Regions from separate parts of the Homo sapiens genome. Here region 1 is linked to region 2. Evidence: read pairs that join two places in POLR2A ChIA-PET (ENCODE). Cell type or tissue: PC-3. All regions are shown on one strand. Links, peaks and the distances in the headings refer to the core of each region. The heading gives the core; the rest is flanking DNA. Region 1 overlaps LPIN2 (lipin 2). Region 2 overlaps EMILIN2 (elastin microfibril interfacer 2).

Region 1 (4,393 bases), core at 206-4,205, 110 kb after region 2:
GCTAACACGGTGAAACCCCGTCTCTACTAAAAATACAAAAAATTAGCCAGGCGTGGTGGCGGGAGCCTGTAGTCCCAGCTACTCAGGAGGCTGAGGCAGGAGAATGGCATGAACCCGGGAGGCGGAGCTTGCAGTGAGCAGAGATCGCGCCGCTGCACTCCAGCCTGGGCGACAGAACGAGACTCTGTCTCAAAAAAAAAAAAAAGTAGCCAAGCATGGTGGCGCAGGCCTGTAGTCCCAGCTACTGGGGAGGCTGAGGTAGGAGGATTGCTTGGGCTGGGGAGGTCAAGGCTGCAGTGAGCTGAGATAGCCCCACTGCACTCCAGCCTCAGTGACAAAGTGAGACCTTGTCTCTTTAAAAAAAAAAAAACAGCATTTGTTTAACATTTTAAATAACAAAAACAAAGCTTTATCTCTCTCTCAAGTAGTATTTCTCTAAATAACTCTTATTCTCGAATAGTTCATATGTAAATTGACATTACAGCTATGTCAAATAGGTACCTATTATATTTAGTTAGTTATTTATTTTTATTTATCTTTTTTGAGATGGAGTCTTGCTCTGTCGCCCAGGGCTGTAGTGCAGTGGTGCTATCTTGGCTCACTGCAAGCTCCGCCTCCCAGGTTCATGCCATTCCCCTGCCTCAGCCTCCAGAGTAGCTGGGACTACAGGTGCCCCCCACCACGTCTGGCTAATTTTTTGTATTTTTAGTAGAGACGGGGTTTCACTGTGTTAGCCAGGATGGTCTCGATCTCCTGACCTCGTGATCCGCCCGCCTGGGCCTCCCAAAGTGCTGGGATTACAGGCGTAAGCCACCACACCTATCCAGGTACCTATTATTAATTTTAAAAAATACTGTTAAAAGAGTTTAAAGAAATGTAATATGTGGACAGACGTCTCTCAGTGTTTACAAAGAAAAAAATAACACAGCCTCCTAAAACAAACAAAAGATATATTATATCCCCTATAATGCTTCAACTAAGCCCAAACATTCCTTAACTTATGTTGGCTCATAAGAAAAGCACATTGTTTTACAAACACCACAAGTTTATAGACTCAACTGTGAGGAAAAATATCCATAACAATTCAAGCAGCTCCAAATCAGAGCTTCTAATTCATATTAACGATCTGATGGTTTTGCTGGCACATACCGGAGGGCAATTCAAAACATATAATCAAATGATCAGATGACCTTATATTGAATAAATTATTTCCAAATACTTTTTAAGAGCTGTTTGCATTCTGGACACCTCCCTTTCCGAATAAGTTTAAAGCCATGTCTCCAGTGCAGCTGAACATACCTATCTTGCCAGGAACCATAAATGTCATATCATAATGCACTGAATAGATGAGGACGATCTTGGTCAGCATACAATTCTACTGTTTAGTCAGGGGTATATAAAACGTCTTCTAGGCAAACTGCAATCCCATACTAACCAATGAACTTTTTGTTTATAATTATGATTCCTTTTATAAAAAGAGACCATCTTATTTTAAATTTAAAAACGGATGCTTAGGCTGGGCACAGTGGCTCACACCTGTAATCCCAACACTTTCGGAGGCCAAGGTGGGTGGATCACTTGAGTCCAGGAGTTCGAGACCAGCCTGGGCAACATGATGATACCTTGTCCTACAGAAAAGTACAAAAATTAGCTGGGCACGGTGGCACCTCCCTGTGGTCCCAGCTACTCGGGAGTCCGAGGTGGGAGGATCGCTTGAGCCCTAGAAGCGGAGGCTGCAGTGAGCCGAGATTGCACCACTGCACTCCAGCCTGGGTGACCAAGTGAGACCTTGTCTCAAATAAAATAGAAGTTTAAATCAATATTCTAAGGTCATTTATCCCTTTCATTTTATTTCAGAAATAGGTAAATGCAGAAATTCAATCTGTCACTAACAAAGTTACTTTGTACCATATATTTTTTGCGGAGTAAAATTACCAGTTCCAACTTTAAAGTTTCCGAAGGATGCTTTCCCCATCTTTAGCTCCTCCCTTCATCTAATACAGCTTAGTCATAACCACCAAAGCCAAATAATTTTTAAACCTAGATCCTTCCTTCCTTCCCTCCTTCCCACTTACTCATGTATTTATTTATTCAGACTCAGGGTTCTACTGTGTCATCCAGCAGTGGCGTGAACATGGCTCACTGCAGCCTCAACTCCTTGGCTGAAGCCATCCTCTGACCTTAGCCTCCTGAGCAGCTGGGATCACACAGGTGCCCGCACTACCACAGCTGTGTTTTTTTTTTTTTTTTTTTGGAGAGACAGGGTCTTGCCATGTTGTCCAGGCTGGTCTCAAACTCCAGGGCTCAGGCCTCATACCCACTTTAAAATCAACACATCTGTCCGGGTGCGGTGGCTCACGCCTGTAATCCCAGCACTTTAGGAGGCGAAAGCAGGAGGCTCACTTGACCCCAGGAGTCTGAGACCAGCCTGCGCAACACAGGGAGACTTCTCTCTTTCAAAAGAATTGTTTCGGCCAGGCGCGGTGGCTCACGTCTGTAATCCCAGCACTTTGGGAGGCCAAGGCAGGAGGATCACGAGGTCAGGAGATCAACACTATTCTGGCTAACACAGTGAAACCCTGTCTCTCCTAAAAATACAAAAAATTAGCCAGGTGTGGTGGCACGTGCCTGTAGTCCCAGCTACTCAGGAGGCTGAGGCAGGAGAATTGCTTGAACCTGGGAGGCGGAGGTTGCAGTCAGCCGAGATCATGACACTGCACTCCAGCCTGGGTTACAAACAAAAAAACACTAGTAAAATTCTAAATTCAAAGATTATAAAAATAAGTACCATTTTTTGTTTGTTTGTTTTTTGAGACAGAGTCTCGCTCTGTCACCCAGGCTGGAGTGCAGTGACACAATCTCGGCTCACTGCAACTTCTGCCTCCCAGGTTCAAATGATTCTCCTGCCTCAGCCTCCAGAGTAGCTGGGTCTACAGGCATGCATAACCACACCTGGCTAATTCTTTTGTATTTTTAGTAGAGACAGGGTTTCACCACGTTGGCCAGGCTGGTCTCGAATTCCTGACCTCAGGTGATCCGCCCGCCTCGGCCTCCCAAAGTGCTGGGATTACAGGCGTGAACCACCGCACCCAGCCTTCTTCCTCATTTCTTGTTAACAATTTTAACATAAACTGACAAACCTGATCACCGAAATACAACATTCAAAGGCTTTAGCAGAAAAAGACTGAATTGCAGTCAGTGAATCAAATTAGTAAAAATGTTTACTTTATCATCATTTTAATCCTGAAAGTGACATTAAGAGTTTTATCTTGTATTAAAACACAGTTTACCTCCCAACAGATTTTTTTTTCTTCTCCTTCCTTTCTGACTGAGAAGTTGAGCAGAGACAGATGCCCAACCCCAGCTTCCACCAGCTTCCTGCTGAAAATCAAGAGCAAGGCAGCCCACCAAGTGGCCCCGGCAGGATTCTGGCCATTCCCCACTACACATGGGTTGCCACTGACTGCTTCATTTGGACCCCAGGGTGAGCAACTCCCTCACGCTTGTCTTGAAACACACATGTAATAAGCGTTTAGTGTTAGTAATAGTGTGTTACTAAAATGAAGATTCAAGCTGACAGCAGGGGAGGTGGATTCCAAAAATCACAGTTAATTACCAAAGCCGCTAAGCCAAGTTATTCAAATGTCTTATTACCAAGGTATAGCCATAAAACTTACTGCTCCAGGCTATAATACCTTCAAACTCTTCAAGTTTTAAAGACACATTATACATAGGATTCTGCCAACTGGAGGCTATCTACCAACTTGTGAGTTGTTTCATCATGAAGGAGGCAAATGGTAGGTCACGAGACTCTGGGTCTCATTGAGAAGTATAAAAACTTACCAAGCAGTGAAGGGTATTGGAGAGAGAAAAACAGGATTTTAAAATGAAGATTCCAAACCACTGCCTACCAATCTGGCACGGCAAGTCGGGCAAATACACACTCAACGACAGTCACTGGGGTCGGAGTAAAAAGAAATGGATTTAAATTAAAGATGGAAAGACTTAAATCAGACTTAAAGAAAAGCCTCTTGATGTAAATTGCTAAGCACCTACGGGAGATAACCAAATCTACCTGTTACCACTAATCTATCAACTAACAAGACAAAGCCTCCAGCTAGGCGTTACTGTGCTGATATATATTAGGAAATAAGTACCCAAGGCATAGAAAAATCGCTGACACAGAGAACCAAGCCATAATGTAATATTAATAAAAGTAAACATTTGACCCTTTACCACCTCTAACACGTGGCACCACCAGGAATATTCATCCATGCCTCACCATTCAGGGAAGGTAAGTGAGCTCACTCAGGAAGTGCCACCGTCTTCCAGGTCACTGGTAAGGACAAACTGCCTGCTGCGTCTACCTTCATTCAACAGACCTCGACCGAAT
Region 2 (4,393 bases), core at 265-4,264:
TAGCACATCAGCCCCATGAATTATTGGGGATTTTCTTAGGAAAGTCTTTGTTTTAATAAAAGTTGAAATTGATGTTTGGTTTTGAAATTGACTTTTAATAGGAGCTTTCGAGGAGAGGGAATGGCCTTTAATCCCTACACGTCAGGTTCACCCATGGTGAGGCTGTGACCCTACCCGACCCGTGCGGAGTGTCAGGCAGGCCTGGTGCAGTGTGGCTGGTCTGTCCCTATCATTCCTCAGGAGTTAAAACACATGAGGAGCAACCTTGGCTCTTATGAAGAATTCATTTCAAATGGTCTGTTCTTGAATTAGAAACACATGTTCAGTTCAGAAAGCAGTCGGCTGCTGGAGAGGTCTCTTTCCAGAATGAGCAGAGTGCTATCCAGCCTTTGTTAGGACTTGGTCATAAATGTGTGCGTTCGGCACCCCACGTGATGCTGTGGACTAAGCCAGAGCTAGGAGAGGCCAGGGCTGGGGGCACCCATCCCAGTGAGACGTCGCTTTTTCATGACTGTCTCTGCTATGATGTGGCGGGCTGCTTTGGAGCCTTCAGCCATCCACGGCACTCATGCACGGACTCCCCAAGGAGATCCACTGAGGATATCTGGCTCAAGGAATATCTTAGTTCATTCTTTTTCCTCTGCCTTCCACTAGTGTAACAAGTCTGGGTGTTGAGGGTGTAATGGATATATTAAAATGGATTATAGTAAAAGACAGAATGATCACTGTCCTATAGGTATCAGAACTGCCTTGTTAGGACCCCAGAATGGCAATTATTTTTGGCAAAATTAGGGTTCCCAACTTAATGGCTGGCAGGAATTAGGGTGCATGGCCCATAGCGCCTGTCATAGATAGGTTGAGCCTTCTTTTATTCACCCAATACTTAAATTGTTCAATGTCAGTTACCAGGCCTTGTGCTAGGCCCTGGGGATGGCAGAGAATTAAGATGCTCAAGTACTCATCAGTCAGCCAGAGAGGAAAGGTCTGAACCACAGAAAGAGCCCCCAGAGGTTCATGTTGTTTCCTGGTGCAGAGGCAGGACTGTTCAAGCCTGCTGGGCCAATCCAAGAAGGCTTCATGGAAGAGGTGGTTTTGAACTGCGACTTCAGGAGTGGGTGCCGTTTGTCTCAGTGAGGGTGCTGGAAGAGGCCATTTCAGGGGTGCACATGGTAAAGGCACGAAGCCAGGGAAGTCACATGAGAGCTGGGTACCAGTGAGCATACTGATGGCAGCCAAAGGAGGCGGGGGACTCAGAACGTCAGGCCGGAGAGAGTCAGTTTGATTTTTACGAGAAGTGGAGAACAATGGAAGATTTTTGAGCAAAAAATAATATGATTAGAATGCTTTCTAAGAGCATTCTGGAAAAGGTGTGAATGAAGGATCCAAGCAATATTTCCAAATTAGAATCAGCTGGGCTTAGCAACAAATTTGTGTGTGAAGGAGCAGGAGGGGGAGACCAAAGGAGAAGGAAGAGTGAAACAGGACTCTGTGCCTGGATGAGGGAGAACAAGGGCGGATTTCAGAGGAAAAGGGTGATTTGACGGGTTGGTGAGGACAGGGGAGAAAATAAGGGCCAGTTTGGGTGGCCTGTGCTTTGCCATTTTAAGATGCTTTGCTGACTAACTTATCGAGGGTTGAAGGACAGAGGAAAATTCTGTTTTCCCCTGAGTTTTAGATAGAGAGACATACGCTTGGGCTAAAAGGAAGAAACTAGTGGGGAGGAAGGAAAGAGAGGTTGAGAAGAGAGAGGAGTGATGTCAGATGGAGCTGATCCAAGAAGAGGAGGGAGGGTGGGGCTGGGGCTCAGGCAGAGGCGTGTGCCCTGGGAGGCAGGCCAGCTTCTGAGCCAGGGAGACGGTGTCCAGAGAGGAGGAAAGAAAAGAAAGATGAGGAGTCAACTCAAGTGTGCTTGGATTAGAGGGGAAAGGGCAGAAACAGGCCGTCAGTGTCTTCTACAATTATATTTTATAAAAATAAGTAAAATAACACTAAGAAGCTCATAATGAAAACCAGCTCCCCTGTTCCCTTCCCCATCCTTCTTCCCACGCCCCAGAGGCAGCCACATGTAAATCTTCCAGCTGTTTCTTTTCTTTGGTACTTACCTCCGTATTTCTAAATTGATTTATCAGCTTTAGACATTGTATATTGACCCCCCCTTCCTCCCAATTCCCAACAGAGTTATCCTACAGTCAATATGCAACATCTATGCTATGCTGAGCTCAATAGCTCTCTAAGGTTGTGTTGCTTTCCTTTTTACTTTTCTCTTAATTGGTAGTAGTGTTGCTTATATCCTATGTATCTATTTTGGAGTCTTCCTACCCTTCAACAGCCTCTTAATACAATTTTCTACATCATAAAAAGTATCAGATCATTTGTCAGTTCCATTTTTTTTAAAAATTGACCTCCCTCCTGGAATTCTTGCTCTTTCTGATCTAACCTGGACTGGTTATTTTCTAGACTTTTGCAATAAGGCTTTCAATCTGAGCCTGCCTTCACTACTATCCTAGAAAAGTCTTTAGCCTCTCTCCCCTTTCTTTTACTCTCTGTTGCTTTTTCATGGTTTACTCCCTTGTTTCAGTAGTGCACATTTCCCAATACCTTTTTAAGAAAGGGTGCGTGAGAGATGGCATTTTATAATTTTTTAAATATTGCCTGTCTAAAAATATCTTTATTCTACTCTTGTAATTGATGGGTATTTTTGCTGGGTACAGATTTCAAGGTTGACAATTACATTCTAGCATTGTTTGATGACATTGTTCCCTTCTCTTCTAGTTTCCAATACTGTTGAGAAGCCTGGTGATGCCTTCCTGATTTGCAGTCACTTTTTATATTTTTTCCCTTGAAAGTTTGTAATATCTCCTTTTTATCTTCAGTGTTCTGAATGTGGCTTGGTTTATTCCTCTTATTCAGTAATTGTGCTGGCATCTTTCATTTTCTTCAGTTCTGGGAAGTTGTGTGTTTATTTGATAATTCTCTCCTTACCATCCCATTACCCCTACATACCAGTTTTTCTGATTTCTTTTTTTCTGGAAGGACTTCCTAGGTTGACCCTTTAATTTTCTTATGATTTCCTTCCTATTGATCATCATTTCGTCATCATGTTCTACCTTCTGAAAGATTTCCTTGATTTTTATCTACCAACCCTTTCATGGAAATCTCTGGTTTTGGCAAGTGCCTTTTTAATCAGCAAAGGCTCACCCTTATTCTCTGACTATCCCTTTTGTATAGCAATCAATTCTTGCATCTTGGATGCAGTATCTTCTACTTCTCTGAGGGTAGGATGTGTTTATTTTCTTGCACTGTGTCTGTCTCTTTAGAGTTCCTTTTCTTTAGTTGGTGTGGCTTGCTTTGGTCCCTGTCGTTCACACAGGCGGCTTTCCTCATATGTCAGGTGATTTTGACTTTGGTTCACATTTAATGGGGAGACACTAGATAGAGTTTCACGACTGTGGGCATCATAGGGTCAATTTGAAGAATCCTCCTATATCCAGCTAGAGGTATAAGCAAGTGGCTGGGAGCTTAGCAGAGGATGGGGACTGTGAGCCTCCTTATTCAGGGAGCAGACTTTCGCTTAGTGTTTTTAGACTGGTATCTTACTCCTATCTTCCACTGTAGCTGGTATCTGCATGTTTTTCAATCCCTCTGCCTCAGTTTCTCTGTCTAACCCAGCCTTTCTCAACCAGGGTTCTAAAGAGATGTAAATCCTGATGCCATTCTATTGTATGGCGTGAACTAACTTCTCTGTATCTAGAATGGAATTAGCTCTGTATCATCCTCAGGGAAAACTGAGAGAGTAATCACTCAAATTGTTTTCTCTTGGGCTTCTCTCATGGAACATTGGTCAGGAAAGGCTGTTGGAGAAACTGCCTCTCTCAGGGTGTTCTGGCAACCTGCCTCTGTGGGTGGGGCGGGGGGGGGGCATGTATTTGATCTGCCATATTTATCTTAGTTTTATTTTTTTAATTTTTAGTTGTTATGTGTACAGAGTAGATATATATATATATGGGGTACATGAGGTATTTTGATACAGGCATGCAGTGTATAATAATCGGGGTAATAGGGTATCTATTACCCAAAGCATGTGCCATTTCTTTACAGACATTCCAATTCTACTCTTTTATTTAAAAATGTGCAAAAGATAATTGCTGACTGCAGTCACCCTGTTGTGCTATCAGATACTAGATCTTATTAACTCTGTCTAACTATATTTTTGAACCCATCAACCACCTCCACTGCCCTTCTCCCCAGCTTAGTGAGGCTGGAGTGCAGCGGGCGATCTCGGCTCCCTGCAACCTCCACCTCCTGGGTTCAAGTGATTCTCCTGCCTCAGCCTCCCGAGTAGCTGGGATTACAGGTGCGCTCCACTACCCCGGGCTAATTTTTGTTTTTTTGT

What was found. ChIA-PET counts read pairs that join two places held together with the same protein. Peaks named below come from ENCODE experiments on the same cell type or tissue, not always from the same donor. Only the 100,000 strongest peaks of a DNase experiment are listed, where the experiment ranks them.
Region 1: POLR2A ChIA-PET joins it to region 2 with 7 read pairs; 3 of 35 experiments call an interaction of 5 or more read pairs at or near these places.

Annotation. Positions count from the first base shown.
Region 1 is chr18:3,006,646-3,011,038 of GRCh38, forward strand. All of the region lies in intron 1 of LPIN2 (lipin 2), which reads right to left. Among named protein-coding and RNA genes, the nearest start is that of LPIN2, 4.3 kb to the right of the region's middle. In PC-3, for the core only: no CTCF peak of the experiment used is centred there; a DNase peak (open chromatin) is centred at 2,076.
Region 2 is chr18:2,901,392-2,905,784 of GRCh38, forward strand. All of the region lies in intron 4 of EMILIN2 (elastin microfibril interfacer 2), which reads left to right. Among named protein-coding and RNA genes, the nearest start is that of EMILIN2, 57 kb to the left of the region's middle. In PC-3, for the core only: no CTCF peak of the experiment used is centred there; a DNase peak (open chromatin) is centred at 1,790; H3K4me3 peaks cover 163 bases.